Linked DNA regions of Mus musculus: all the other regions are linked to region 3. Evidence: chromatin loops called from intact Hi-C (ENCODE). Cell type or tissue: heart. All regions are shown on one strand. Links, peaks and the distances in the headings refer to the core of each region. The heading gives the core; the rest is flanking DNA. Region 1 has its middle 22 kb from the start of Tprkb. Region 2 holds the start of Dusp11 (dual specificity phosphatase 11 (RNA/RNP complex 1-interacting)). Region 3 holds the start of Pradc1 (protease-associated domain containing 1). Region 4 holds the start of Sfxn5 (sideroflexin 5).

The links. A loop is a pair of places that touch in the nucleus more often than their neighbours do. Peaks named below come from ENCODE experiments on the same cell type or tissue, not always from the same donor. Only the 100,000 strongest peaks of a DNase experiment are listed, where the experiment ranks them.
Region 1: a loop joins it to region 3, with 2.4 times the contacts of the local background. A loop is called at or near these places in 2 of 42 quality-filtered maps.
Region 2: it touches region 3 in a loop (5-fold over the local background); 4 of 42 quality-filtered maps call a loop at or near these places.
Region 4: a loop joins it to region 3, with 2.7 times the contacts of the local background. A loop is called at or near these places in 2 of 42 quality-filtered maps.

What each region holds. Positions count from the first base shown.
Region 1 is chr6:85,934,155-85,941,829 of GRCm38, reverse strand. It overlaps the pseudogene Gm7542. Among named protein-coding and RNA genes, the nearest start is that of Tprkb, 22 kb to the right of the region's middle. In heart, for the core only: a CTCF peak has its summit at 4,809 (motif pointing left); a DNase peak (open chromatin) is centred at 4,719; H3K4me3 peaks cover 1,336 bases; H3K27ac peaks cover 1,524 bases.
Region 2 is chr6:85,958,492-85,966,357 of GRCm38, reverse strand. Dusp11 (dual specificity phosphatase 11 (RNA/RNP complex 1-interacting)) reads left to right here and starts at 4,691. Exons shown (of 9, transcript NM_028099.4): 1 at 4,691-4,920; 2 at 7,067-7,142; 3 at 7,643-7,774. The coding sequence starts at 4,823. In heart, for the core only: no CTCF peak of the experiment used is centred there; DNase peaks (open chromatin) are centred at 4,387, 4,687 and 5,117; H3K4me3 peaks cover 2,875 bases; H3K27ac peaks cover 1,751 bases.
Region 3 is chr6:85,447,800-85,455,665 of GRCm38, reverse strand. It overlaps Pradc1 (protease-associated domain containing 1), which reads left to right and starts at 4,364. Exons shown (of 5, transcript NM_001163427.1): 1 at 4,364-4,553; 2 at 7,075-7,175; 3 at 7,621-7,730. The coding sequence starts at 4,487. Cct7 (chaperonin containing Tcp1, subunit 7 (eta)) reads right to left here and starts at 4,161. Exons shown (of 12, transcript NM_007638.4): 1 at 3,539-4,161. The coding sequence starts at 3,544. In heart, for the core only: a CTCF peak has its summit at 4,067; DNase peaks (open chromatin) are centred at 3,755 and 4,275; H3K4me3 peaks cover 3,462 bases; H3K27ac peaks cover 2,946 bases.
Region 4 is chr6:85,329,279-85,337,144 of GRCm38, reverse strand. It overlaps Sfxn5 (sideroflexin 5), which reads left to right and starts at 3,723. Exons shown (of 14, transcript NM_178639.4): 1 at 3,723-3,837. The coding sequence starts at 3,730. Rab11fip5 (RAB11 family interacting protein 5 (class I)) reads left to right here. Exons shown (of 6, transcript NM_001003955.2): 6 at 1-2,183. The coding sequence ends at 122. Mir705 (microRNA 705) reads left to right here and starts at 772; the gene lies at 772-853. In heart, for the core only: no CTCF peak of the experiment used is centred there; DNase peaks (open chromatin) are centred at 3,684, 4,034, 4,564, 5,714 and 1 weaker place; H3K4me3 peaks cover 2,430 bases; H3K27ac peaks cover 1,930 bases; H3K27me3 peaks cover 1,243 bases.

The sequences.
Region 1 (7,675 bases), core at 2,676-7,675, 490 kb before region 3:
ACTCCCTTCTTCCAATGTCCTTATATTGTCTCCAGCAGAAGGTGTAGCCCAGATTAAAGGTGTGTTCCACCACACCTTTAATCCCAGATGAAAGGCATAGCCCAGATTAAAGGTGTGTTCCTTAAACTCGGAGATTCAATCTTCTGGAATCCATAGCCACTATGGCTCAAGATCTTCAAACCAAGATCCAGATAAGGATCTCCAAGCCTCCAGATAAGGTTCACTGGTGAGCCTTCCAATTCCGGATTGTAGTTCATTCCAAATATTGTCAAGTTGACAATCAGGAATAGCCACTACAGTTGGTTAAGACAGGGTTTCTTTGTGTAGAACTGCCTGCCTGTGTCTGGAGTGCTGGGATTAAAGGCATGTACCACCATACCCAGCTCCACATTGTTTTGCAGGGGATGGGAGTTGTTTGTGTTTGGAACAGGGTGTTTTATTAGCATGGAGCTTGCCTGAGTAAGCTGACTGGCCAGCCAGTGTCAGAGATCCACTTGTCCCCACCTTCCATCTCATACCTCCTGAGCTGTCTCTAACTCAAAATTTAGCTATTTTGAATTAAAAAGATATGTTGTCTCACTGTGCTTTTGAAATGATTTTTAAAGATACAATTGATATACATTATAGGTGTTTTAATTTGCTTTGGTATATGTGGTGGTTTGAATAGGTATGGCCCCCATAGACTCATGGGTTTGAATGCTTGGCCCATAGGGAGTGGCACTGTTAAGATGTGTGGCAGGCTTTGAGGCCTAGTCCTATGCTCAAGCTACATCCAGTGTGTCTGCTGCCTGAAGATCAAGATGTAGAACTCTCAGCTCTTTCTCCAGTACCAATGTCTGCTGCATACTGCCATACTGCCATGATGATAATGGACTAAACCTCTCATACTGTAAGCCAGCCTCAAATAAATGTTTTTCTTTGTAAGAGTTGACATGGTCACAGTGTGTCTTCACAGCAATAAAATCAAAACTACATTTGTACATGTGTCTATGTATGAAGCTACAGAAAGTACAGCAAAGCCGGGCAGTGGTAGTGCACATCTTTAATCCCAGCACTTGAGAGGCAGAGGCAGGTGGATTTCTGAGTTCGAGCCCAGCCTGGTCTACAAAGTGAGCTCCAGGACAGCCAGGGCTACACAGAGAAACCCTGTCTTGAAAAAAAAAAAAAAAAAAAAACAACAACAACAAAAAGATGGGCTGGAGAGATGGCTCAGTGGGTAAGAGCACTGATTGTTCTTCTGAAGGTCCTGAGTTCAAATCCCAGCAATCACATGGTGGCTCACAACCACCTGTAATTAGATCTGACGCCCTCTTTTGGTGTGTCTGAAATCAACTACAGTGTACTTATGTATAAGAAGAAGAAGGAGGAGGAGGAGGAGAAGGAGAAGAAGGAAGAAGAAGAAGAAGAAGAAAGAAGAAGAAAGAAGAAGAAGGAAGAAGAAGAAGGAAGAAGAAGGAGGAGAAGAAGAAGAAAGAAGGAGAAGAAGGAGAAGAAGGAAGAAGAAGAAAGAAGAAGAAGGAGGAGGAGGAGGAGAAGGAGAAGAAGGAAGAAGGAGAAGAAGAAGAAGAAGAAGAAGAAGAAGAAGAAGAAGAAGAAGAAGAAGAAGAAGAAGGAGAAGAAGAAGAAGGAGAAGAAGAAAGAAGGAGGAGAAGAAGGAAGAAGGAGAAGGAGAAGAAGGAGAAGAAGGAGAAGAAGGAAGAAGAAAGAAGGAGAAGGAGAAGAAGGAGGAGGAGAAGGAGAAGAAGGAAGAAGAAGAAGGAGAAGAAGAAGAAGAAGAAGAAGAAGGAGAAGGAGGAGGAGGAGGAGGAGGAGGAGGAGGAGGAGGAGGAAGAGGAGGAGGAGGAGGAGGAAGAAAGAAGAAGAAAGAAGAACAGGCTGGCCTCAACCTAACAGAGATCCACCTACCTCTGTCGTGAGTGCTGGGATTAAAGGTGTGCACACCCAGCTCCAAACTATGCTCTATCTCTTGTTGAGACAGGTCTTGCAGCCCTTGGAAATTTGCTCAGTAAACTAGGCTGGCTGGCCAGTGACCCTGGGGCTCCATTGATTCTGCCTTACTTGAGCTGGGATTACACGCACACAACAGGACTCCAGGACCCCACTCTGCCTTTTTTTGTTGTTTTGTTTTGTTTTTTCTTTTTTAAAGATTTATTTAATATATGTGAGTACATTGTTGCTGTCTTCAGACACACCAGAAGAGGGCACCGGATCTCATTACATACAGATGGTTGTGAGCCACCATGTGGTTGCTGGGAATTGAACTCAGGACCTCTGGAAGAGCAATCAGTCCTCTTAACCACTGAGCCATCTCTTCAGCCCCCCCACTCTGCCATTTTATTTTATTTTATTTTATTTTATTTTATTTTATTTTATTTTATTTTATTTTATTTTATTTATGTGGGTTTTAGGGATCCAACTCAGGTATCTGACTTGCAAGGCAAACACTTTTTCAATCCCCAGGGTTCACTTCAATTTTTTTTTAGAGATCAGAAGTGATTTTACCTTTATTTCCTTCACTTTAAGCCAATCATTAAATTTCGCCGTTATTTCTGGGGTAGGGCAGAAGGAAGGCATCATTCAGCATGATGGAGGCCGTGGCCCGGCTGGCCTCACTGGGGAAGCTGGAGGAGCACGGACTGCCTTGCTGGCAGGTAGGTGATGTCCCCAGAGCGGCAGAGCTGGTATGCAATGTCCTCAGCAGCTTCCAGCTTGCATAGCTCAATCAGGCCATAGCCTGCTGTGGCCAGCGAGTTGTCGATCAGCTCAGCTGCCTTGGAGTCACCCTCAGCAGAGATGATGGCCGCCTTCTGCTGCTACAAATCTGGCTCTCTCAGCGTCCTGCTGAGCCACCTGTTTGGCTTCTACTGCCTCTGTGAACTCCTTCTCAAAGATCAGATGTGTCAGGGACACGTCATCCAGGATGAGCCCAAATGTTGCTGCTTGCTCTGTGAGGTCATCGCTCACTTGCCTGGAGATAGCTCTCGCTGGGTAATCAATTCTCCAGCATCAAATCAAGCCACCACTGACATGAGGATCTCCGTGGTGATAAGACAGCAGCACCTGCTCATCATAGTCCTGGCTGATGTTGGTGTAGATACGAGGAAGCTGGCTGGCCACCGGAAGAGGATGAGCAGTGTGACGTTGACGTTGTGCAGATCTTTGCTACTAGTGATGGTACGTTCCGTGGTCGAGAGCAGCTGTCAAAGAAAATTGGCTTCTGTACCCAAGGGATGAGAAAGTGAGTCCCTTCCCCTACCACAATGTCCTGTACTCCATGAAATTGGTCAAAGATGACAGCTCTGTGTCCAGCATCCACATTCTATAAAGCAGAGTTCACGCCTCCTGTAACTGCTAGCACCAAGCTGACCTTTCCATGGACCGAAACACGAGCAGCTCCTTCTGTTGCTTCCACTCACACCTGGCTTTCACTCTGACCTCCACAGGAACCCTCACTTCAAAACTCTAAAGCAGTAAACTTTTGTGAAGTGCTTTTATCATTTTACACAGAGAACTTCAATATATGAAGCTGAGTCCTTTGACACTAGTTTTACATTTCTTCTGTTAAGATAAATCTATTTGTGTAGAATGTCTTTTCTTGAATTTTTACTTCATCCATGACTAAGGTTGAGTCTCTTTTCATATGACTTGTTTTTTTTTTCCTATGACATGTTTTATTTTGTTTTTTGTTAAGTGCTTATAATGCATTTTTAACTAGGTTTTCTTCATTACTTTTTCTGGATGTCAGTCCATATAGATGCATACTGTATAGATGTACAGATGGTTAGACTGTACCACCGTGCCAGGCTCATGTCATAATGAATGTAAAAATTAAAAGCAAAATGAGGTTGTAGTTCAGTGGTAGAGTGTTTACCTACTAGCATAAAATTCAGGGTTCCACTCACGGTTTGTAAGCCTGCAAGCCAGTTTTCTCAGAATTCTAAAACTGTTGCCCGAAGTGCTGCTCTCCCTTGCCGACCTCCTCCAGTCACTGATTCAGACAGCCCTTTCTGGTGTACTTTCTCCACTGTCCTAATTAGGAGAGCAACACTGGCAGCCTGGCGTTCCCACTTTTCCCGTTGTCTTTACTGCACGCATCACCAGACACCTTCCATGCCATGCAAACAAAATACTGATAAAAGACAAACGCCAGCCAAGGAAAATAGAAAACAAGTTATGGCACGTTTCGTCTGCCTGGGAGGCTCAAGGATCACACACGACCTTCCTAACCCACTCTAGATATAAAGATCAACTTTGTTAGGTAAGTCCCGGATGCAAGTCACTGAGGGAGGCTCTGGGTTCCAGGGGTGCTTCCAGTGACTGATGGGAGCAAAGTGAAAACTGATCGTGGGTTCTCCAGTAATGGAAAAAGTGTGCTCACTTTGCTTAGGTTAATACTCTTCTTATCACAGTAAGAAAGTGATTAACATCTACCATAAACCATCAGTAGACTTTACAACCTGACTTCAACTTCCAGTCTCCACCCAAGGATCCCTCCCGCAGGAAGGTTCTAACTAGACTTTGCTGGCACATTCTGCCCTCCCAGGGAGGAGTCAGCGGAAGGAAGCACTCTCCCGATGTTGACCTCCACTTGGGCAGAGACAGCGCTTCTGGACGTGGAGGGGTTTGCTTCCGGGGAACGATCATCTAAGCCGTGCGGCAAAATGAAAGTGGGTTCCGCCCAGCCGGAGCCCCACCTCTTTCCCTGCGGACAGTTTTGCGGGCGAAGTACGCGTGCCTTTGCCCGTGTTTGTCGCGAGCCCCGGTGGAGAGCGACATGGTCTCAGGAGCGCGGCTCCGGACGGAAGGCCGCTCGGCTGCGCGCGCCGGGGCGCCCCCTGCAGGCGATGCCCGAGGCTGAGGCTGGAGGAGCCGCGTGCGGACCGCACAGCCACAGCCAGGCCCAGCGCTGGGAGGGAGGCGTGGCGGAGAGCGGAGTCGCCTCCACCCCAGGCTTTACCGGGGCCAGCGAGCGGCCTTGGCAGGAGGGACCCAGGCAGGAAGCCCTGAGGGTAGTAGGGACGCCCTGTTGGAAAGCCTGACCAGCCTAAGCCGAGGGCAGGCCATGCCATCCGGGTTGGAGAGGAGTCAGGCAGGGTCCAGACTCTACATGCTGGTCCCAGTGACATAAAGTTAGTGCTTTAGCTTCAGCCTGACTTCCTCCTGAAGGACCCTGTGACCACTGCGATAGGCTAGAATTGTATATTGGTGGCCTGATATTGTGTATCAGGAAACTATTTACAAATAGACCCTGCCCCTTTTGTGTTAAAAAATCTTAGGCAATTCCAGCAAGTCAGAAATGAACATTTGACTTTGGTATTTGTTCTCTTCAATATTTTTTCTTTGTGTACAGGTTTTTAAAAATACTATAGTTGGGGCTGGAGAGATGGCTCAGCAGTTAAGAGCACTGGCTGCTCTTCCAGAGGCCCCAGGTTCAGTTCCCAGCACCCACACGGCAGCTCACAGCTGTCTCTAACTCCAGTTCCAGGGGATCTGGTTCTCTCCTACATGCAGGCTAAACTCCAATTCATATAAAAATAAATACATCTTTTTAAAAAAAATACTATAGTTAGTGCTCCATGGCTGTAGTCCCAAGTATTTAGGAGGGAGAAACAAGAGGTGTGTTGAGTTACAGGCCAGCCTGAGCTACGTGATAAAACCTTCACAAAATCCAAAGAATTACAACAATAAAATAGTCGACAATTTTGGATCACCTTTCAGTGACCAAAAGCTTTCTTTTTTGCTTAATAAGTTCTCTCTGTCTTGCTTAAATGAGAGAAAAATTCCACGGTTTTGCTGTGCTTTTGTGGTTCACACATTTTGCATTCATGTGATTTAATTTGAAGCCTTTGCAGTTTCCATTGCTATCAGCATTACAGGTCTGGTCTGGGGGGATAGGAAGGCAGTCTGGGGATTGAATCTGGGGCTTTGTGTAAGTACACATCTGCAGAGCCAACGTTGGGTGAGCCTACATCAGTGGCTCTCAACTTGTGGGCTGTGACCCCCTCTAGTGTTGAAAGATCCTTTCAGAGGGCCCACCTAAGACTATGAGAAAACACATATTTACATTTCAATTCATAACAATAGGAAAATTACAGTCATGGAGTGGTACTACCATAATTTTATGGTTGGGGGTCACCACAGCGTGAGGAACTGTATTAAAGGGTCACAGCATTAGGAAGGTTGAAAACCCGTGGATTAGATGCTGGGCTGCAGGCTGGTCCCTATCTATGAAGCTGTATCCCTAGCTGTATGGTGCTGACTCCTTGTCATTTCTGCCCTAAACGCACCTCAAGGTGATATAGATTTCACTATCTGGGCTGTGTCATAATGGACAGGTCACATGAATCTTAGGCGCACTGTTAGTGCTGATAGTCGATACTGAAAAAAAGTTCCTCTTGCAAACAATAAACCTACTAGGCCCACAGTGTTTTGGACAGAGAAGCCCTCGAGTAATTGAGAATCGTGTTTGTCTTTATGTCTAACTTAGCTATATGACAGGGTTCCTCCTGGGAGCCAGTACTGACTGTTCATTTCCAGGCCACCTTGTTGGCCGGGGACTTTTTTAACGTGCAGCCTGCACACCTCAGGACCTTTGCTTTGCCAGGGCCATCCACGCGCCTCTATCACACCTGGCACTCAGCTTCCCAGCTAAAGGCACTCATGGCTTCCCTCACGTGCATCTGGAACGGGATGTCTGCACTACTGGACTGTGTGCAGGTCCTGTATAACCAGGCCCCTGCTGGTGTTAGTCTCTCCTGTAAAGACCCTGCTTTCTCAAAGATGGTCCAGCCTCAGCAGCATCCCTGCCTCTCTAGCATCCCTGCTCAGGAGACCAACCTTTCCTGAGGTGTAAGCTCTGGGTGTCCTTTCTGAAAAACCTCACTACTTCCATCCCGACATCTCAACATCTTCTCTGGTCCTTGTTACAGCTCTGAGGGTTTTCCATTCTCCCCTGGCTTCAGAAGTCCCTCAAAAAGACCCGCTATAGCTTCTCTACCTCTTTCAGAGAACCTGCTTGCCAGGCTACAGTGGGCCTGAGTAAAAAATGGGGATAGCACGGTTCTCATTGGTCTTCAGGTCAGGGTTTGGGGCAAAGGCAGAGAGCTTCCCTTCCACAGCGTCAGCCGGTAGAGAAAGCTGTCCTTGCTTGTCTTAGGGAAGCAACAGCTCAGCTAACTGATGTGAGAAGCATGATGCGCAAGCTCAGAGCAGCCGGTAGAACTCTTGTAGCTGTCCCTGTCCAGGACCCACCATCTGGATGGCAGCATAGTTGGGGATGAAAAAGGACAGGATGGCTGAGTGAAGGCTGATGGGGAGGAGGAGGAGGAGCAGGAGAGCAACATGGGAAACTTTAGGATGCATTTTATCAGGACCAGGAACAGCACAGACAGAGAAAAGTCCGGAGGAAAGAACCTTCTTGCTGTGGGAGGAACTGACATCAGGCCACTCTGAGCAGTTATGTGCAAGGACTCGGCTGACTTCCAAAAAGGGCAGAGAGATGCTGCAGCATGAGGGGAGTAGTAAGCGGCGTGGCAGGCCTCCCCTGAGGGTGAAGCAGATGGGCAACCACATCCTATTTTTCTCAAAAAATGATTAGCCCAGAGTTCAGAGGTGAATGGACACGGCCGACCTGCTGTCCAGTCTATGACCCTGTGCTTTATGATTAACAAATATC
Region 2 (7,866 bases), core at 1,917-6,916, 510 kb before region 3:
TAAAAATAACTTAATCAAGTGAAACACGTTATACCAGGGGAAGCCCTCATCCGTGCTGCCTTTTATGATAGCTGGCACCATGCCAATGACAGTGTTCCCACAGCTGGTACTGTCATTGAAAGTATAACAACGTAAAAACAGAATTCTAGGCCTTTAGGCCCAGGCTTGGGAATGTGGCCTTTGTAAAGGTATGCTAATCATAAAACAGCGACATTCCTCCACCCACCCGCTTCCTGGGTTCAAAGAGTGCTCATTCAAAGAAAGTCACCCAGAACCTGCAATGCAAATGTGCTATTGTTGGGGGCTCTTAGAAGCTGTCTTGAGAGTTAACACTTACCAGGTATTCCTTGTGACTCTTGTAACTTTGCACTTCCTTGTGACTCTTAACTGGTATTTTTGGTATTTTCCAACAACGCCCTTCCCACCTCCTTAAGTTGTGGTTTCTTCCTTTAAATACCCCTAATCCAGCTACTCGGGGCGCCACGGTCCTCTACCCCTGCGTGGTGTATGACCGTGGGCCCGAGAGCGCTCTTAAATAAAAATCCTCTTGCAATTTGCAACAAGACCGTTTCTCAGTGATTTTGGAGAGTCGCCTCTCCTGAGTCAGAACGTGGGGGAGTCCTCACGTTGTGGGTCTTTCATCATCTGCACTGAATTTGAGTTTGTGGCCAAGTTCAGTTGAATTCTTCATTTGCTCTCATGATAGGAGACAGAGACTGGGTCACTCTGAGAGAGAGAGAAAAAAAAAAAGAGGAAAGAGATTTAACCCTGTTCCAGTCGTGCCAATGGTCAGCACAGATGTGTGTATACCACAGACTGCTCCTCAGGATATCAGAGAAGATAAGACACCAATGCAATGACAACGCAGATGAATCCAGTGAGCAAGTCCAGCTGGAGTAACACAAAGGAAGCAGAGTTGGCACCGGGGACATCTGTGACCTGGAGACCATAATGCAAAGTGGCTCTTGGGGAGAGTTTGGCTTAAACAAACAGCTTAGATATTGGCATTTAGGTAGCTGTGAGTGAGACACTTATCAGAGGGCTGTGCATAACCCAACAGTCACCACACACAGCCTTCTAATATTACCAAGGGACATAGGAGACAACTCAGCTAGGCAGGATCCCAACGCATGCCTTCTACAATGTGATAGGAGCCAGAAGCTAAAGGCATCAAGGCCAGGCACCCTCATTAATTTAGTAAGTAACTATCATACCCAAGTCTATCTCAGCACCTAAGCAACCATGAGAAAGGAAAACTCACTTCCCGATGTTTAAGGATGCTGGGGTCTAGGGCTGAGAAGCAGCAGAAGGAAGAAATAAACTTCCAAGAGCTGCGAGCTCTGTGTATCAGAGTTTGGATTCAGAGGAAATGGAGCAACACAGTGAAAGGATCAAAGCCCAGCGAAAGGATCATACATATCTCATTCTGCTCTAGAGGTCTTTGCATTCACAAATTTTATTTATTATTATACCTAAGTACACTGTAGCTTCAGACGCACCAGAAGAGGGCCTCAGATCTCATTACAGATGGTTGTGAGCCACCATGTGGTGGCTGGGATTTGAACTCAGGACCTTCAGAAGAGCAGTCAGTGCTTTTACCCACTGAGCCATCTCTCCAGCCCTCAAATTCAGACTTCTTGAGGTCTTTTCTTAGAAAATAGGCAACATTGTTTCCATATCTTTTAAAGAGCAAATTCTGTTCTTCAGAGTATAGGGCTTCAAGGAAGCCTTTCCGGGAGCCAGTTAAAACAATTAGTGGATTTTCTTTCATTTATAAACAGGTCTCAACCATAGAGCCATTTTGCTCTCCCAGAACCACATCCCACATACTCTCTGTTTATATTTGGAGGAACACATCACCGAGACCGATTCAGGCATCATCCTTAGCTGCCCAATATGGGTATATAACTCAACACTGGACAAGAAGGCTGCCCCGGGTTGGATAGGTCTGAGAAGACAAAAGCTGAGAATTCTTAATGAGTCCAGCCAGCTATGTCTGATCCACCAAGGAAGGCAGGCCAAGGAGCTTCATGAACTGGCCCCACCCTGATTCCCCAGATCACGCCAGGGAAATGCTCTGGTCTGCTAGGTGGAAAAGGAAGAGGGGGCGATCTGCTTTGTCCTCCTGATTCATGGCAGTCAAAATAAGCTGAGCTTCTCTCAGTTTTTTCCTAGCTGGGCTCTTACTGAGAACAAGGCTTCTTTGTTCATTCCTGTTTAATTATTTTTTATGTCTAAACCATTCCAAGCTTTGTTCTCCAGTCTCTTAACTCCCTCTGCTTCCCTTCAGCAGGAAACAGCCAACTCTGAATCCCCATGACTACTTCAAATTTCCATTCAACAATCTTTCTGGGTTTCACCTCCCTACATTCCATCCTGCCTCTGCGATGTTTATGTGAAGAGGAGCCCCTCTGCCCTTCTGGTGTGCTACTGTATTATTGTCACGTTAGCTTGCCCCTCTTGTCTTTCCTGCCCTCCTCCACTGACTTATTTGGTGTAAACCCATCAGACAACTCCATAGGAGAATGTGGATAAGCCTTGCAGGCATTAGAATCCAGAGGTAAAAAGTATGTATCTTGCAATTACACTTTGACTTATCAAGCATTATTGTCAGAATACTCACCTTACAATTATTGTAAATATTATGAAAAATAAATATAAGCTACATTTAGAAATTTCAAACTAAAAGTTTAAGCTTATTTTAAAATTTGCTGTCATAAATTTCTATAATCTGGGACTTAGTCCACTTCTCTGCAGATGACCTCCCTGTACTTTGGTCTTCCACTTGTACGATTCAGATGTCCCCGGCAAGCACGGGTCCTGAGATTGTGTAGGAACTTCAGACTTGGGCTCCTCTTTTATTTCAGGGTTATTTTTGGTGCTTGCTAAAATATAAAGCCATGATGTCCACAGCTATTGTGACACCTGGCAAAGCGATATCAGTAAAACTGGCTGTGGATGGAAAGGTGAGCTGACAGCATTTTTGACAAATAGAATGAATTGCTTTTTTAAAAGTGTATTTCATCCCAGTAATTTCTTGTCTAGGTATTCAGATGCAGTATACACCTATAGGAATGTTCACACCACAGTGTTTTCTGTAATAGTAGATCAGAAACACAAACCAAACCAAACAAAAACTCCAATCAGGTTAAGGTGGCCCATACCCTTAATTCTAGAGCTGAAAAAGGAGCAGGCCGATCTCTGTGATTTCAAGGGTAGGTTACTCTACAAAGCAAGTTCCAGATCACAGAGCATTACATAATGAGAACTTACCTTAAAACAAAAAAACTCCAAACAGGTAGAGGAATTTCAATATTGGAATGGTTTAAAAAAAAAAAAAAAGTTGGGGGGGGGGTTGGAGAGAAGGCTCAGCAGTTAAGAGCATCGACTGCTCTTCTGAAGGTTGTGAGTTCAAATCCCAGCAATTTCATTTCTACATGGTGGCTCACAACCATCTGTAATAAGATCGGATACCCTCTTCTGGTGTGTCTGAAGACAGCTACAGTGTACTTACATATAATAAATAAATAAATCTTAAAAAAAAAAGTTGGACCGGGCCATGGTGGTGCATGCCTTTAATCCCAGCACTTGGGAGGCAGAGGCAGGCAGATTTCTGAGTCCGAGGCCAGCCTGGTCTACAGAGTGAGTTCCAGGACATTCAGGGCTACACGGAGAAACCCTGTCTCGAAAAAGAAAAAAAAAAGTTGGTATTTTTAATTATGTTGGTTATAATAAGTGTCCTGTGTCATTCAAAATTAGGAAGAATATGTATGTTTCCCTGCCTGTGACACTATACACACATATATGGATGGAGAAATATGTTAAATATATCAAATAAGGAGAAATATGTTGTATAAAACTTTTGATTTATTTCTTTTTGGCGGAAAAAAAAGATACACCCGTGTGAAAGCAAATATCATGTATATACAAAATGTAAACAATTGACAACGTTCACGAAGAATGCAGGGATCAGAGGGTTGGGGCTGGATTGTCTGTTCCTCATTTGGAGCAGTTCGGGTGGCGCTATGAGACCCCAACTTAGAGCGTTTCTCCCTGGAAGGTAAAGCCCCTGGATGTTCCCCAAGCTTGTTTTCCCTGATCTTTAAAAATACAGCTAGAAAGAAGCTCTTTGTTCTCTATAGCCAGCAAAAAGCCTTTTTGTTTCTATACTGTACAACCAGAGATGCCTGCCTTCCTGTGCCGAGGACACGGAGATAAAAATTCAGAAAGAACTCACTCCCCACTCCTGCCTTGTAAATTTCACCAAGGACGCCCAGAAGAGCTCTTCCCAACTCCTCCCACTTCTCCTCCCAACTCCTCCCAACTCTCCTCCCAACTCCTCCTACCTCCTCAGCTAGCTGTTAAAAGTCCCCTAATGTCACCGCTCGGGGTTGAACTCCTCTGCCCTGCACGACAGAGGGACTTCTCCTCAGCTAGCTGATAATAAAACCTCTTGCAGTTTGCATCAGGTGCATCTTTTCTCTCGAGATGTTGGGGTGTTGGCCAGTTCATCCCAGGACTTGAGCAGAGGCCCAGCATCGGGGGTCTTACAGCGCTAGCAATTATTCACATAGCTACAAAACCGGCCTCCAGCTAAGTGCAGCACAGTCGAAACCGAAGGCAGGCTGACAAACCCTACTTTCAGTGCGACGTGTGTCGTCAGCACGGCGGGGCAAGGCGCATGCGCCCTAGCGAGACGTCGACGCGTCGCGTTCCTTTGCGGGCGCCTCTGGATCCCGCGGCCTCTTCTGGCCTCCCTGAAGTCGCCACTTTGGCCGCTCTGGCACGCCTGGCGTTGGGTGGGCGGCATCTCTGCGCCCACATGAACCAGCATTATGGCCGACATGGTCGTGGACGGGGCCGGGACTTTGCTGCCTGTGCCCCACCCAAGAAGAAGGGCAGAAACCACATCCCCGAAAGGTAAGCGCTTTGGTTCCGGGCTTGGCGTTCCGGCTGCCTCGGTGGCCTCGAGTCTCCGAGTGTTCCCTGGCCTCGCGCCCCGCCGCCTCCCAGGGTCCTCCGCGCCGAACCCCACCACACCTCCCCACCCCGCATTCTGGGGTCTTGGGTCTGTCCCGACAGGACTCTGTGGAGCTCGGGCCTGGGCGGAAGTGCGCGGTGGGGCGCGGCTGCCTGTATTGAGGCGTCCCTTGATCTCCGAAGCCACAGGCTTCTGCTTGTGTAGGCGCTGTGCCAGGATCCGGCCCGAGCTGTCGACACCCTTCACTCGGTACCGGCTCGAGGGGTTCTCTTGCTTTCAGGATTCGGAAAGCGGAGGTGTCCTTTGAGGGAGTTAACCCTGCCTGGGCCAAGGGCTAGTTTTAGGATTTTGCTCACTGGTGCAATGAACCCTTTACTTGCGGCTGTTTGCTTCCCCTCTCCGATTTCATCTCCACAAAAAACGTGGCTAGACCGGCCTCTCCCCTTCCTAGAATTCATCAAATCCTTTTTTTTTTTTTTTAATCTCCACAAATAAACAATACCTAAAACTCAGGATCGACAGAATGCTCTGCCCCGACTTCCCGGACTTCAGTAAGCACTTCTTTTTTATGTCTACAAATGAGCACTATCTAAAATTCAGGATGGACGTGATGGCCTCTCTCCCTTCCCAGAGTGGATATCTTTAGATCCTGTCAGCTAACCTCCAACATCATCCCAGTGTAGAACTTGCCTGACAGCTTGCAGAAGACAGCTGTCTGTCCACTGGACAATCCATTTTTAACATACCTTCTATAGTTAACTATTTAACTATTAATTACTAAGTAAAGTATAAGTAAGTTATAAATAAATTGTTTATTGATATTTTAATGTAGCTTATTTCATTATTAAATTATCTATTGGATATAAAATTGTTAACTAAAAATTAAAAATAATTTTAGCTATTGCTTATTTGTGGAGATAAAGCAAGATAAATATCAAGTAGTAATTGTGAGACAGCTCATAGATGTAAGATAAAGCTTGACTTTAAGAATAAAAACCTTCGGGGCAGTTCCAGGACAGCCAGGGCTACACAGAGAAACCCTGTCTTGAAAAATAAAAACAAAAAAAAAGAATAAGAAGCCAACTTCTTGTCATGGTCTGTCACACTAGGTTCCATTGCTCTGGGGCCCACTATGTCTCCAGTCTGTCACCACTCTGTGCTCACTCTCTACTCCAGGGATGTGAATGAACCGGACTTATTTGTAATTCATGGCCATAGACCAACTCAGCTGTGACTCTCCACACTGACTTCTGATTGAACTGAATTTCGGGTTGTAAGAACTGGGAGATTTCTACATATTGAGTTGATTCACTGGTGTGGAAACTAAAAACAATATGCAGTGAAAGTATTGAATTTGAGGTCTGTCAGCCAGTGTGTAGGCATTCATTACTCCTTGCTGGTTAATAGTTTTAGTTACCATAAAAAGTATGAGTTTCATGATGATATTTTCTATATGTATGGCATTCTACTTTGCCCATGTTCACCCACACACATACACCTTCCCCTTTCTCCTGCCCACATTTTGCTAGTTTCTTTCCTCCCCCTAAATAATTCACCACAGTTTTCATGTCTCAAATATGTGTGTGTGTATATATATATATATATATATATATATATATATATATGTATGTATGTATATATTATATATATGTATATTATATGTATGTACATTATATATTTAAAACTAGATTCCACACAGGAGGGGAAATATACACTATTTGTCTTTCCTTTTCTGCCTCTTGTTGCCCCTCCCTCCCTTAGCCCCCTTCCCACTCCGTCATAACCCCCCTTCTATTTTCATGTCTAATATTACCTTAGTATTTGACACGAGGCTGGGTTTGTTAGGCTGTTCTGCTATGGCATTTCTAGGTTTTAGATATTGTTTGTGGAGACCTGTGTGCTCTTTTGTTGTCTTGTATCTGTTTTCAAGATGGGGAGACAGAAAGAAACATAGTAGGTTGCTACTTGTGTGGAATAAATAGGTTAAGAGACATTCTGTATGTGTTAGGTGCCCAGTATCTCGGAGCCTTATTCTTGGAGACAAGGTTGGCATTCAGTTTGACTAACAAATACCCTGTTTCACAGGTGGAAAGACTATCTCCCAGTTGGGCAGCGGATGCCTGGGACTCGTTTCATTGCTTTCAAAGTTCCTTTGCAAAAAGTAAGTGAAAATTAATTTAGGATCTTTTCAGAAATATCAATTCTTGATTGAGAGAATGCTGGCTCTCAATCAAGAATAATTATAATGTGTTATATTTTGTGTCAGCCTGACTAAGCTAGATCATTCAGTATTCACTGTCTTGATATGGTAGTTGCTGTGCTGGAAATTCAGTAGAATGGAGGGAGGTGTTCACTTGTGAATTGCATTGAGATTTTAAGGCTTAGGCAAATAGGAACAAGTTTCTATTTGTTTTTTGTTTTCTTACCTATTTAATGTTGAATAGGACATTCTAAAGTTTTTCAGGCAGGGAGACACAAACACAGGAATATGTATATATTGAAGTGAGCATCTCTTCCCACTAATGGAGGAGAGATGTTGCGAGCTTCCAGGGGAACAGGAACAGCTCTTGAGTCTCACTGTCCTCACCTCAGGGGGCTGGGTAAGTGCATCGTGTGCTACAGGGCTTCAAGTGGGTTTGCTCTCTCTTCACTCTCTGACAGAAATTTGAAGCAAAGCTTATGCCAGAAGAATGCTTTTCCCCTTTGGATCTGTTTAATAAAATACAAGAACAAAATGAAGAACTTGGATTGATAATCGATTTAACATATACTCAGCGCTATTATAAAGTAGAGGTAAGTGGCCCTCTGACTGAATAAAAAAAAAACCCAAAATTCATAGTAATTTAACAGTTTTCATCCTATGCTGATGCAAAGACTAAACTTCA
Region 3 (7,866 bases), core at 1,810-6,809:
TTTACACATACTCTAAAGCTTGAAAACACTACAGGTCATATATGCAAAACCAAAAGGCCCCCAACTGAATTTAGGCTAGTAAATAGTGTACATTTACCAGATCTCAGACAAGTTAGGAGCATGGTTTCAATGCAACATAACTGACAGGAATAAGGGATCCAATAAGGCACAGTTGTGGGCAAAAGACATTAATTACTTGTAGTTGGGGAGATGGCTCAGCAATTAAAAGTGCTGGCTGCTCTTCTAGAAGACTAGGGTTTGAATTCCATTACCCAGCTCTCAATCACCTGTAACTTCTCTAGACTCCATAGGCACCCAAATACACTACTGATGCACAGACCTACAGGCAGCCAAAACAACTAAAATAAAATTTAAAAAGAAAATTGTCCTAAATAAGACATTAGTAGTCCAGTGAGATAAAAATTAAAACACACTTAGCAGCACACACCATATCCTAACTTGATTAAAGGGCCATTGACCTTTACTGAATGGAAAACAACCAGGATGCTGGCCTCAAATTGTATGCAGAAGTCATATTATCTACAAGGTATAAGCCAATAAAGGCCTATTTGTTTTTCCAAAGAAAAATGACCAGTTATAGGCAAACAGGCTTTTAAATCAAAGAAATATTAAAAGCAGTAGTAAATGAAGTTGTATTGGTCTAAGAAAAAGTATCAAGCCAGGCAGTGATGACGCACACCTTTGATCCCAGCACTTGGGAGGCAGAGGCAAGGGGATTTCTGAGTTCGAGGCCAGCCTGGCCTACAGAGTAAGTTCCAGGACAGCAGGGCTATTCAGAGAAGCCTTGTCTAGAAAAAGAAAAAGAAATAGAAAAAGAAAAGGTATCAAGAGTGAAATGTAAAAATAGATTTGAGGCTGGAGTAACAGCTCAGCAGTTAAGGAGGCTTCCTGTCCTCCCTGAGGATAAAGTTTGGTTTGGAACATCACAACTATCTGTAACTCCATCTCCAAGACTGAATCCACTGCCCTTTTCTGGCCTCCACACATGTCCACATGAATATGAATACATACACACACACACACACTGAAACAAAAGGTTTGAATATGCTGGAGAGCATGCATCAGTCTACTAAGACTGGTTATGTATAAAAGAGGTAAGAGAAGAACTATAAAAAGATTAGGCTGTAGAGTCTTGGAGAATATTAGCAGAGAGAAAGAGAAAGACAAGGGAAGGGGTATATATGCTTCTTAGGTCCAGCCAGGAACACTAGACAATCCCAATTCTATACATTACTTGTTACAGGCAAATTTACCACAAAGTAATAAAAACAATGAAACTGGCATACGAGAAAAGAATGCTGGTCAGGAAACTCCCCTCTATCAGTGTCAGGCATATACTGAAGAGTAAATACCTTCCTTTTCCCAGAGTATCCAGGGTCTCGTGACAAGAAAGGGCTTCTCTATACTCTCAGCATTTTGGGGGGCACTCCTTAGTTCCATCTAGAAGGAAAATGCTTTCCCAAAGGTCCCACAGTCTCATGGTCCTTCTGGAACAAACCTTAGGACAGTCAAGAGCGGTGGTTCTCAGCCTGTGTGTTGTGACACTTTTAGAGTCAAATGGCCCTTTAACAGGCATGGAGACACTGGTATTTATGTTACAACTCATAACAACAGAAAATTAGTCATGAAGCAACAATGCAATGATTTTATGGTTGGGGGTCACCACAACACAAGGAACTATATAAAAGGGTTTCAGTATTAGGAAGGTTGAGAACCACTGATCTAAAGCCAGGCATGGCTGTGCACAGCTATGATCCCAGTGCGTGCTTGGGAGGTGGAGGCAGGAGGACTGCTGTGATATCAAGGCCAGCCACAGGGAAAATAAGGCTGGCAGCAGTACAGTAAGCCAAGCTATGGTTACAAGGTAGGTCCCCTTCTGCCATTCTTTGGCAATAGTACTGCCTAGAACCATTCCTTACTTTCCACCTCACTCTTCTTGTTCCTTCACAAGGGCTTAGTACCCTTAGAACCATAAAAGGCTTTAGTGTTTCGTCTTAATCTTCCTCTCCATTTTCCTTAGATCGTTTAAGGGACTGACTGGAAGAATCTCTTACAACACTGGCTGCTCTTCCAGAACTGGGGTTCCCTCCACTCCTAGCATCCACAAGGTGGGTCACCACATCTGTAACTCTAGTTCCAGAGATCTGACACCTCCATGGGCATTACATGTACATAGTAACCAGGCACACAGTAGTCATAACACCCACATACACTAAATAAAACAAAAGTCAATACTATCTATTAAACAATTAGTTGGAGGAGGCCCTGGAAGTGGCTCAGGGGTAAAGCTGCTAGATGCATAAGCCTAAGCACCAGAACTCATTACAAGTCTGTCATTGTGGTATATATCTGTAATCCCAGAACTGCTACAGCAAGATGGGAGGAAACAAGAGTCACCAGCAGCTCATAAGCTGTAAGTATGCAGCACAGCAGCAGAAACAAGAATCATCAATTTAGGTAAAACCCAAATGTGATGGTCTGGGACCCTTTGATAAAAGGTTTGCTACTTGTTTTGGCCAATGCTGGGCCACTGGTCATATCAGCAGCAATGATGCATATTTTACTGCAGCACATATGACTCATGGATTTATGCCTCAGCTCTGGTCTTCGCCGACCAAATCAATTTCAAGCGCTAGGGGTCAGGGAGCATGGACATGCTTCTGTAGGGACTCCTTCGGAGGAGAAGCTGTAATTTGGTAGCAGAGGGAGGACCTTACAGGTTTCCAAGTCTGTCTGGCATCTACGCATAGGAAGAAGCTGCAAAAGGCAGACAAAGGATTGACACTAAAAAGCAAAACTTAACGAGTGTGCTGATGCCAAACGCACAGGATTCTGTCTTGGAAGTTGACATTGCTCACTAACAACTCAGGTTTATCACAGGGGAACAGGGGAGGTATCTGACGCTGTCGGGGATAAAGGGTGATGCAGGAGGATTACAGGCAGACCTTTAAGAGACTCTCCTGCCTAAAGTACTCAGGTCGTCCCATCTTTGGTACTGTGTACATCAATTGCCCTTTTCCAGCACCAAGTACATTCGGGAGAACTAAAAATGCCCCCAACGAACAGGTTCCAACAGGAACGAAGGATTCTGTCTTTCCACATGCGGGAACGTAAACGACCACAATGCCAGGCAGGGCGTCACTTGGCCCAACCTAAAGACCCTCACGCTGCCTCTGTGCGCCTAGAAGCTCGCGCCTTCACTTCCGCACCTCCCAGGGCGATGTAACCCGGCCTTATGGTAGAGGTACAGAGCTCAACACACACTCGGTTCCGAAAACCCAAGCCTCCATTACGGGGAACAGGCTGAACAAGAGGTCTGTGGTCCCAAGCACCATGAGATCCATGGTTTCCAGGCCCAGCGGCATCGCGAGCCCCATTCGGCTCTCGCCAACAGCTTCAGTTTTGGATCAAGGCCGCCTCCGGCCGGGGAGCGGAAACGAGCCACTGTAGACACTCCGCATGGCGGGCCAGGGCCGCAGGGTCGTGGATGGCAGCGGATGCGCGGAGAGACACTCACCATCATCTTGGAAGCGGCTTCAGGTACCCGCAACTCGTCAGTTGTCCGCCTCGGGGCCGCCCACCCAAGCCCACAATGCTCCGCGCCGGAGAAATGCCCAGAAGCTTCTGGCGAGACGTTAGCCCGGGAGAGGAAGGGGCCGGACCACTTCCGCCACTCTATGGTTAGCTCCCGAGGTAGCCGGCTAGAGGAGTCGGAGGTCCAGGGACGCTCTAGGAACTCGCGTTAGCTTTGGCGGGGGTCATCGAGTCTCGCAGTGCTTTTGGTTTGTAAGGTGCGGTAAGGTCCCGCCTCAGCCCGCGCTCCCAGACGCCATGGTAGACGTGCAATGAGCTATCAGTACTGAACACCGGCTAGGAGAAGCACCTTAGGTGAGTGATCTCACTGCACCTGCTCAGCTCCGTGGCGAGGGAGCTCCGTGAGTTTCACAGGTAGCTTGGGAAGTTGGGAACAGTGTCCCGGGTCACAGGTGCGCGGCCCGCTCGGGCGCAGGAAATTTGCTCGGGTCGGCTTCTAGCTCTGTAGCGCCCCTTATCGGCCGAGGCGGCGCCGTGCCGCCTGCCCCTTCGCGCGAGGCCCGTCTCTGCCTGGGGAGGAGAGCCGTGGATCCCGCGCAACCCCGCGAGCCGCCCACCGCAGGTTCCGGGAGGCGCGTCTATAAGGAGGAGTGCGGGGGCGGGGCCGCGAACTGCAGTTGCTATTAAGAGTTTTGGCCAATCAGCGCCCGGTTCCACTTCTCCTGGCCAATAGGAAGTGGCCTAGGGCGCAGAGGAGGAAAGTGCGGCCACACGAACAGGCGTGGCGGCCAATCAGCCGCTGGCCTCCGTTCTGTGCTCCAACCGGCGCGGAGAGCGGGCCTGAGGGAGGCCGTGGCAGCTGTCAGGCTAAAGTCGGGCGAGGGATCGCGGCGGGACGGCGGCGGCGGCGGCGGCGGGACGGGCCCTGGAGATGAGCCGTGGCGCCGCGGGCTGGTGCTGTCTCGTGCTCTGGCTGCCCACGTGCGTCGCGGCCCACGGTGAGCGGCGACGGACAGGCGGGCGGGGCGGGAATCCAGCGTGCGCGCTTCCCGGGCTGGGGGCCACGGGTCACCTTGGGGACCCCGCGAGTTTGGGCCGCCCAGATCCAGGGACTAGACGGCTGCAGCGGGTGGATGCTGGTTCCCGGGTCAGTGAGTAGGCACAACCTGACAACCCCACCCCTCCCCGTCGAAACAAGAGCTTTCAGCTTTCCTCCCACTGAAGGCGACCCTGGTGACAGCTAGAGATCCAGAACGGAGGATGTGAGCGTTCTTATAGGCAGGAACACACATATGGGCTCACACGCACAGGCACCCACTTACACAACTCGAACATAAATGTACACACCTACGCGTTAAGTGAACACATGCATATACCCGAAGCTTATTAGATAAGCACATCAAATGCCAGACAGGGGTGTGCTTGTGGAAAGGGTTGCCTGGTGTTAATCCAGAAGGCTTCCTGGGGGGGGGGGGGGGTTATCCATCTGATGAAGTGTACCTACACTCAGGACAAAAAGCTGCAAGCCCCCTTAGCTCTGTCTGAGCTGTAATTTGGACCATAGACAGGATCAATTATAGACACAGCAATTGGATTGACTAACAGACCTGAGCTTCCATCCATCAACATTTACTTGCCTTTCTGGCAAGTTTAAAGAATCCAGGGACTCAAATCCAACTGAGAAAAAATATCCTAGCAAAGCTCTCGTGGTTTTTTTGGCCATTCTCTTGTTCAGGACAGCAGAGCTGGGCAGAGTTCTTTGTTTAGTAACCTTTACTGAGCAGCCACTGTGTCCTAGGCACTGGAGATTCATCTCTGTATAAAGCCACATACTTAAGGCTGGAGAGGTGGTTCAGTGGTTAAGAGCACTGACTGCTCTTCCAGAGGTCCTGAGTTCAAGTCCCAGCAACCACATGGTGGCTCACAACCATTTGTAATGGGGATCTGATGCCCTCTTCTGGTGTGTCTGAAGAGAGAGAGACCGTGTATTCACATAAAATAAATAAGTCTTTTTTAAAAAGCCACATACTTAGAATCACTGCTGCGATGAAAGAAGCTGACATAGAATATTATGAATCCACCATAATTACAGAGGAAGTATTAGCTGGGAGAAAGTATATTTTGAATGGGTGGAGGAAGGATAAGGCAGCATCTTTCTGAGAAATGACAGGTAAACTTTTAGGAAGACCCAAAAAGATAAAGACACTGAAAAGCCAGTACAGCTTTAACATGGGAAAGAGGAAACAAGAGTGGAGTGGGTATAGGAGTCAAATCAGGCAGGGCTTTCTACACCACAGCCAACAGCAGCATACACTTTAGTAGGTGAAGGGGACATTGAAGCTCTTGCAGTGGGGCAGGTGGACAGAGGCAGAGAGCTGGACAGACAGCTTGGCAGTTAGGAATACTAGTTGTGCCCGGCAGTGGTGGTGCACGCCTTTAATCCCAGCACTTGGGAGGCAGAGGCAGGCGGATCTTTTGAGTTCGAGGCCAACTTGGTCTACAAAGTGAGTTCCAGGACAGCCAGGGCTATACAGAGAGACCCTGTCTCGAGGAAAAAAAAAAAAAAAGGAATACTAGTTGTTCTTCCATAGGTCCCAGCTCACCACTGTCTGTCCCTCCATTTCTGGGGAGCTGATACCCTCTTACAGACTCGGCTAGCACCAGGCACACACATGGTGCATGAACATATATGCAGCCAAAGCACACATATACATAAAATTTAAATTAAAAATACAAAAAAAATGAAGGCAGATGAGAAGCTGAGGCAGGAGGATTGCTTGAGCCTAGAAGGTTGAAAACCAGTCTGGGCCACATAGCAAAACCCCCATCTGAAAAAGAAGACATGGAAGCAAGGCTAGATAGGTTGGGTCAGGACAAGAGATGACAGTGACTGATCTAGAAGATGTTGGTGAGACCAGAGCAAACTTGTAAGTTTTGGTTAGAAACTTGGGGGCTTCCCTGTCCACTCTGAAACTCTTAGGGCTTCTTCAGGTAAGAGGTGGATGTCAACCCAAGAGCTCCAGGTCTTTGTGGCTCACCTGCTGTGGCAGCAGCAGCAACAAATACAAATCTCCTGCATCCGGTCTGCCTTCCAGTGCAGAAACCAGCTCTCCAGCTGGGCATGGTGATGCATGCCTGTAACCATCATGTTTGGGAGGCAGTCAGGAGGAAGGATTCAAGGCCCACCAAGGAAACAAAACTAGTCCAAAGCCAGCCTGGGCAGTATGAGACCATTAAAAAAAAAAGAGGATTCCTGAGTATGATGGCACACACCTTTAATTCCAGCACTAAGGGTGAGGGTCGGGGCTATCAAAGGCTAGTCAGGGCTACATAGCGAGACTCTGAAAAAATAAGTTAAAATTAAAAACAAAAGTCACGCTCCCTAAGGATTCAGTCAGCTGATGCCAGGGTCTCTGGCCCCAGACCATAGCCCACCCAGTTGAAGACATAAAAGAAGTCCATACTCCAAACCTGAATCAGCCTATTCAGAGAGGCCTTCATCTACACTCTTTCCTTTAGGCTTACGCATCCATGACTACTTATACTTCCAAGTGCTGAGTCCTGGGGATATTCGATACATCTTCACAGCCACACCTGCCAAGGACTTTGGTGGGATATTTGTAAGTTCAAAGATGCCCAGATCTCTGATCTTCAGTCACCTTCTTGCCATCATTTAGTATGGTGGCCCTCTTCCCACTTTTATGCTGGAACAGGGCAAGAAGTAGAATCTAGCTCTGCCTCCCAGGAGCTCCTGCATACTATAAAAACCAGGGAGGGGCTGCCTTTATTAAAAAACCAAGGGCCAACTACCTACTGTCAGTTCTACCTACTTCCCCCTGTCCCTGGGTTATAACCAGCTCCCCTCTCAGAAAGGCACAGGGTGAGGTTGAGTGGTCAGGTGGGACTTTGTGAGAATCAGATTAAAATGCTCAGGTGCTCAGCCACAGAGAAACCACTCCATTTCCTTCCTTCACTCGTTATGAGGCACCAATAGATGTTATTAGCCCATTCCAAAAAGTGTTTTCCTACACTCTTATTTGTCCAAACGTCTAAACGTTTTTTCAGCACACACGGTATGAGCAGATTCACCTCGTCCCTGCTGAACCTCCAGAGGCCTGCGGGGAACTCAGCAACGGCTTCTTTATCCAGGACCAGATCGCTCTGGTGGAAAGGGGGTAAGGAGTGGGCCGGCGTGACACAGGGGAAGGGCAGATTCTGACTACAGCTTATGGTACTTTGAAATGTAGACTTTTAAATAATTCATCCTTTACAAATCTTTAAGAAATGTCTTGTCTACTTTCAGCTATGTAC
Region 4 (7,866 bases), core at 1,756-6,755, 120 kb after region 3:
GTGAGCTGAGCCAGAGAGACGAGCATGTGCAAGAACTGGAGAGCTACATTGACCGGCTGCTGGTGCGGATCATGGAGACCTCGCCCACACTGCTGCAAATCTCCCCTGGCCCCCCCAAGTAGCCCTTCACGCCATCCCTGGAGGGATGGTGAGGACCTGTGTAGTGCCCGCCACTGACTGCTCTCACCTGAGTAGGGCAAGCCTGCTCTCATGGTGACTCTCTGCACCCCTCCCCATCCTGCCTCTGCTCTGGCTGCTGGAAGGGGCTCTTTGAACTCCCACTGGAGCCTTGGGTCTTCCCTACCTGACCATTCTCACACGCGAGGTTATGGGGCTCCCCAGAGAATTGCAACAAGGTTGTTAGCTGTCAAGATGGAGCAGGAGTGAGCTCTGGGTTCTGGGGTGAGCTGAATTATCTAAGGCAACACTGTTGACAGCACAGCTCACCCCATGAGGCTGGTCATTTGTTTCTCCTCTTGACCAACTCTTCATCTCCATTGCCTTCTGGCACCTGGAGGGTCTCCTAGGCCACTGGGACAGGGATGGGAACTAAGCTGCTTGCTTTTCTGTGCACTGTAGACAACCAGGGCACCTACACTTCAGCCTTGTGCCTATACCCTAAGAGCAAGGAGCCTGTGTGTTTTCGTCTTGTCTCTCTGTCTAGAGCATGTACACAGGGTGGTGGTGGTGGTGGGGGGTGGTGGTGGTGGTGGTGGTGGTATGTGCCTATTCCTCAGCTGCCCCCTGCCCCTCTTCAGACCCTCCCACTCCATGTCCCAGTAGTGGTGGGAGGTGGGGTGGGCACAGAGGGAATGACTTCTTTCTCCTGCAGTCCTCCCTACCTCCCTAACATGAAACCCTCCAGGTTGGGGTTTGGGGCTGCTCATGTTTTGTGGACCAGGCCTCCATTCATGTCTGTTAACACTCGTCAGATGCCAAAACTGTGCTGCTGTGGGCTCAGAACATTTGGAAACCAATTAAACGTGCCTTTTGTGGGTGAGGACAAGAGCCTCTGGATGTAGATGTCTCTCTGGCCATGGTGTCCCCTCCCTCCTGTTGAGCACGTGAAAACGGCTGTGAGGGTCCTGAAAGGGGGCTGTGGACCACGCTGTTTACTACCCCGAGAAGTACCTCAGCTAAGGCTCTGGCCAACCTGCTTTGGAGGTGTCCTAAGCCGCCTTCCCACTTCCTGGTCCTCCCTTGACCCTTATTTGGAGCATCCTGGTAAAAAAATCTAGTGCACAGTAGGTCTGGGGCTATCCTGCACCTTACTGTGTCTGACCTTGGGTCCCAGTTATGCTGGACCAGTGGGTTTGTCTGGAAGCAGGAGGCTTCATTCTGCTTTAGGAGACACCTGAGCTTAGGAAAATGCCCGTGGCTCTCCAGCTGTTCTGTCCTTGTTGTACAGTCCCTCCTGCTCACCAATCCCTCCTGTCTTGCCTGGCTTGGCTGAAGTGCATTCAAGTGAAGTCAGGTATCTGCTCTGTGGTCCAGCTTCTAGCTTGCTTGTGAATACTGCCAGTCTCCCTGGCATCCTCGGGGGTCCTTGGTGGCTGTGCATTACAAAAGGTATGAGTGAAGGAGGTGAGATGCTGACAAAAGATTCTTTGGGCCCAGTGGAGAAGCAGTAACGTCTTTCCAGCTGTCTCTTAAAGACAGGGTCATGGGTTCACTCAGAACACCTCAGGAGAATATTCTCTGTGGATGACGTCAGTCTTCTGCCAGCATAGAGCAGATGAACCACAATGGGGTCCACCACTGTGCAGTTACCAACTATAGGTCAACTCAGAGATGAGAAAATAGCCACCAGTTCCCAGAGTTTGGGGGTAGGGTCAGTCCTTGGGTGTTGGAGGTGTCTTTTGAGGAACTGAGTCCCTCTTCTAGGTCTTCCTCTGGGCTTTAATTAGTCCCAGCCCTTCTCTCATCTTTCATCCATCCTTGCTGTTTGGCTTCTCTACATGGCCAGGGCAGGGGTGTCCTGCAGAGAGGTCCTGAACTGAGGCCAGGGTTTTGTTCATTGTCTGATCCTTACCACATACTGCAGAGTGCAGCCAGACAGGCAGCAAGCAGGCACAGCTCTGCTCTGCCCTTTGTCCTCCTAGTTGAAACTCCTGTCTATAAAGAGCTTGTTCTTCATGTTTTGAGCACTTTATGAAGAATAAAAAGATCACGTACCGCAGCCAGCTTGTGTGTTTGTTTTGAAATGAGCGGACAAAGGAGACCGCCTGTGGGAGAGGGCAGTGTGGTTCTCAGGTGACAGAGCTACCGCTCTGAAATCACAGGCAACACTGCCTCATGGCCCGTGTGCCTAGGATGCCTGTGCTCACGGGCACTGATCACAGGCATATTTACTGAGTGTTGGGCCTGGCGGGGTGGGGGGAGTGGATAAAGAGGGCAAGTTTTGTGATTTCTGTCCTGAAGCCACTGAGTTCAGTAAGGAAAGGTAGGATACAAACCAAAAATAAGAACTGTTCTTTGGGTCATTTGTGAGTTCTATTCCATGTGGGTCAGCTATCAGTGAGTGAATGAGCCCTTGGGCCACCAATGGCTCATGCTGTGTCCAGAAGGACAAGAGGGCAACCCCAAGTTAGCTCTGAATCCCACCATGAGACAGAGGCTCCCCTAGAGTCAAGGAGTTATGTCCTGGGTGAAACCATCAACTCCCCATTCTCCATGCCCAGTGTGGCTTATAACCACACCACTTAGCTGGGGCTGCAGTTGCCATTTGGTGCCATTCTGCAGGGGGTGGGGGTGAGGTGTTTATTACCTTGGTATTCTCTACAGCTCCTGGTGCACCCCTGTTGCTGGTCCTCAGTAATTAGGCTTGGACCAAACCTCCTTAGATCAAAAGAAGTAGGGTCTCAGGATGCTTAAGCTCTGGATATTTAAGTCACCCAAAGCATTTGAGTACCTAGTGTCAACCTTCCTATATCTGCACTGAAGATTTATCCATCCCCCTCCCCCACCATACAGTAGGAAAGATATTTAAGCTCATGGTTTGTCTGCTGGCTGGCACCTGTAATCCTGGGACTTGGGAGGCAGAGGAAGAAGGATCACAAGTTTGAGGCCAGCCTGTGCTACATAGTTCCAGGCTAGCCTGAGTTACATGCAAGGAGGCAAGAGAGTGCTGCGTGGTACAAAATCCGGAAGCGGATTTTTGTGGAAGTAGGCTGATGGAACGGATGAACGCGTATGCGGAACCTATAAAAAGAATCGCCTCAGGCCATGATAAAAATGAGCAGAATGTTAAAGGGTCACAGCAGCGTGAGCATGGCTTGTTTCAGAGAGTGGCAGAATGGCTGGAGCCAGGATTTTGATAGAAGAAACGGTAGGAAAATCCCGCAGTGCGACTCCTTGCTGAAGGCCATCCGAATTAACCCCACTCTGCCTGGAGTCCTTGCTTGTCTGATCCCGGGTCGTGTCCGCGTTTGTAGGGGTTCCTTGTCCTAAGACTCAGGCCTACACGTATATCCGCACATGCATTTGCATACATTCTCAGGACTGCAAACGCCTGCTGCTTTAGCGGTAGGAACTAAGACCAGGTCTGCGTGGGTGCAACTCTCTGCAGTCTGAGGTTGTCAGGCTCAGAGCAGGGGAAAACTACACTCCCCAGAAGCCCCTGCGCGCCCGGTTCGCTGCGGTTGCTCACGGCCAATCGGGAGAGGCAACTGTGGCGGGGGCCGAGGAGGGACATTTTAAAAGGGCTGGAGATTGCGGGCGTCAGTGGCCATGGCGGATACAGCAACCACAGCCTCAGCGGCGTCCGCGGCGGCCAGTGCCCCGAACGCCTCCACAGATGCGCCCCCTTTCCAGCTGGGCAAGCCCCGCTTCCAGCAGGTGAGGTTCGGGATGCGACGAGCGGGTGGAAGGGAGACACAGGGAAGGGCACGGAGCCAAATCTCTTGCAAAGTCACTTCAGCTCGAGGGTCTCCAACCCGCGGCCACCAGAGCCTACAGCTAGTGCGGGGACCTTGGCTGTAGCCGCTCCTTTCCTATTGGGCAACAGGATGGGCGAGGTCTCCCTCTCTGGTTTCCTATTGGCGGGTGGCACAGTCATTCCGCGGATGCCCGCGCCCTGGCACAGCCCCCGTCCTAGTCGCTCGATGATTGGCCACGCGGGTCGCGGTCCAGGGTCCGAGCGGCTCTGAAGGGGTCGCTCTGGCAAATGCGCCCTAGGCGCAAAGTTCCCGTCTTGTGATGCATGGGCCGGTGGTGTGGCCGGTATGCTCCTCAACTTCTCCCCGAGTGGGACTGACCTTTCTTGTGAGCTGCGGGACAGTCTCCGGGCAAAACTCCCTGGGCACGCCCCATGGTCATGCTCCGGTTCCTCAACCTCCAGCAAGGTGCTGCGTGTGCCCTAGGATGGGACCGCGTGCACCGGTACAGCGACCTGATCTCTGTCCGGGGGCCTGGGGCTTCAGTGATGAGACCAGCCGGACAGCTAGTGCGTTCTGCGGGGATGCGGCTGGGACAACGCGGAGAGAGCCCGGTGCGGGGAAACGCTGTGTCATTCTCCGAAGCTGAGCTCTCCTCCCAAGGGTCCCAAGTGCGCCCCAGTCCTACTTGCGCTGCTCCCGGCCGCTGCGCAGCGCTGGCCCCCATCCACACCCGCTTGGGCTCTTCAGGGTGCACCGTGACTATGATTAACCTTACTTGGGGACACGCCAACCCAAGAAACCCGGGTATCACTAACTCGGCCATGGAACCGGAGGTCCAGGTCTGTGAGCCAGGAGCATGGGAGCTTAGTTATTACGCCGCAGACCCTCAGACTGCTTCCAGAGCTGAAGTGACCCTGGGCTTGCCAGGAGTGGGGACAGCAGATGTGCTAGAGAAAACTTTGAAGGAAGAAAGAAAATGCTACAAAGGTGGGATGTGGCTGGGTTTAGAAGTGAGAATGGTTCCGAATTCAGCCCCCCCCCCAACTTCGTCGAACTAAGCTTTCTGAGAATACGTCCCTAGAGTTTTTTAAAATAGGACTTGTTTTCTTTCAAAAATAGACATGTCTCTGCATGGAGGAATCTGGAGAGACTTAATGTCCCAGCTAGTGTAAAATGCCACCAAATATTGAGACGCTGTCAGGGGTGTTTGTGCCTAACCTTGAGTGATCCTCCATTTGTCCCCACCCCCATTCTACGCATCCTTAAGTAAGCCTGCACTCCCGACTGGGAAACACTTGCTGTCTTTGGAACCCCCACCCCAGTTGTCCTATCAAGAACGCCAAACTCCGCTCTGAACCCCCCAGTGGGAGCCTCGCAGATGCAGATTACTCTTCCAAAGTATTCCCTAGGTCCTTTTCCGGATAAAAAGTGGTTGTTGATCTTACCCCAGGCAATTGGGTTTTTAATAACACGAACTGAGTAAGGGCTTTTCCCCCAATGTCTGGTGTCTGGTATCTGGAATCTGGATGGCTCATGGGTCATCCATCTACCCAACATTTACTGAGTACCTTGTATTGGCTTCCTGCCCTGGGCTCTTCACTCTTGTGGAGTGTGTTTGGGGAGGATTAGTTTCTGCAGCTGTTCACATCTGTGGAGTATGCAGTGGCCTCTGCAGAGGCCTCCAATGTTGGCATCCTAGTGGTCTGATAAGAAAGGGTGCTGAGCAGGTCTGAGTCACCGGTGCTGAGAACGTCTGTTTCTTCCACACCTGCTCCTCCCTCTGCAAACAGCTCAGCCTGCCACCCAAGAACTAGAGTCTTAAGCCTCCATTCATCTCTGCTACTCCCAGTCCTCCCCTTCTCCCCCACAGCTCTCCTAGCCTCCCTCTCCAAGGCTAACCCAGTCCACACGTTTATTTTTTTGGCCGACATGGGAACCTCCGACAGGTTCCTGGGTTTCCAGTCCTGCTCTGGCCGTCTCCCAGCTCCTCCTTTTCCTCTATGGCAGAGTCCCAACAGTGCAGGTCTGATCAGGTGATTCCCATCCATGCAGCAGTCTTTAACAGCCTGCACTGCTTTCCTCTATTTGTGAGATTTAGACCTCACATCTGAAGGGACCCAAAGTTTTTCAGGGCCCACTCCTTAACATTTGACTCCCCACTCACCCCCTTCTTTACACCATTCTAGCAGTTTTTAACCCTCGGGCTTATCCTGTTCTTTCCCATGCCTGGGCTACCCACTGGAACATGTCTTGTCTCTTGCTCTCAATTCTTTTTGAGCACCTCTTCATCCCTACGTTATCCACAAATCATCATTTCCTCGAAGGAGCCTCACACCCTTGGCTTATTTGTTACCATGTTTCTTCCATTCCATCATATGGGATCAGGGACTGTGCCTACCTTCTCTCGGTGTTGTTAGGTTAGGTTATCACATTAACAGATTGTCTGGATGGATGAGGTGTGTCTCAGAGCTTTGTGAATGAGTGGGGCTGGGGTCTCCTATGGGGTTTGTGAAATTGAATGAAATTGAGCTACAAGCCTTTGATTTCAGCAGTTGGCCAAATTGTATCTAAATTGTTCCTTAGGAATTTTGGAAGATGGCAACAAAATTGTTCTAGTCTTTAAGAAAAAATTCTAAAGTCAGTAGTTTGCCACATTCTTCTGAGTGGACAGGTTCCTTCCCCGGGCTGGTCTCAAAATTCTCCATGTATGACCTTGCATATCTGACCCTCTGCCTCTACCTCCAGACATGAGCAGCCCCGGTGTTTATGTGGTACTGGAGGTAGAATCCAGTTTTGCACATGCTAAACAAGTCTTCTGTCAACGAAGCTACATTCTTTGCCTGGGCACAGTTATCTTCCTCTGGATCCTGGGTCCTGTTCTCAGTGTTTGGCACACAGTAGGTGTCTAATGACTGCTGATAGTGGACCTCACTGACCTAGAAGATTCTGTTGACAGTGTGTCATAAACCATGGTCCACTTTTAGAGCTCCATCCCAATCCTCAGGGTCTCCTTGGGCCTCAAACTTCCTATGTAGTCACAAATGACCCTGAACTTGTAGCTCTCTTGCCTCCACCTCTGAAGCACAGGGGTGACAGGTGTTCCAACAGCACACCTAGTTTTATGGGTGCTGGGGACCAAACCCAAGGCTTTGTGCATGCTAGGCAAACACTCTACTAATTGAGCTACAGCCCTAGTCCTAGTGCTTTTTGTAGGATTGGGAACTGAGGTCTTACTTGGCTCTGGAAGTCCTTTCTCACCTCCCTGATCAAAGGTCTCTCTGTAAAGGAGGGCAGGGGAGAGGCAGCAACCAAGCAAGGTCAGAGGGTAGGAAAAGGGTGATGGATTGGTTTTGTCTATGGCTGCCTTTCTCTCCATAAGATGTTGATGATGGCCAACAGTCCCCTACCCCTTTTTGAATATTGGCTTATGAAAATTTTACGGCCCTTTGCGACAGGTACAATGACCTTTAGTTTTCATGTAATAACGTTGCCATTCACAGATTCAGTGACTTCCCAGGCAGCCAAGTTCCAGAGTCCAGGCTTATTTATTTACTGGCAACTTTTTTTTTTTTTTTTTAAGACAGGTTTTCTCTCCGTAACCCTGGCTGTCCTGGAACTCACTTTGTAGACCAGGTTAGCCTTGAATGTAGAGATCTGCCTGCCTCTGCCTCCTGAGTGCTGGGATTAAAGGTGGTGTCACCACCTGGCTGCTGAGTTAATGTTTTATAGACTTTCAAAGCAAACCAGGAGGTCCAATGAGGCAGGTCAGTGCTGCACATGGCCCTGTGGGTAGGACAGAGGTACTAAAGACCCAAGAGAGATCTCTTTATGTCAGTGTTCCTTATTCTGGAGGTTTTCAACCCCCAAATTACAGCCTTTCATTTTCTAACCCTTGGCTGCTCATCTTTCAACTGCAGCTTTGCCGGGTTAAGACCAACCTTATTTTACCTGTGTTCTTCCCTATTCTTAGCCAACGAATTGCTTTGAA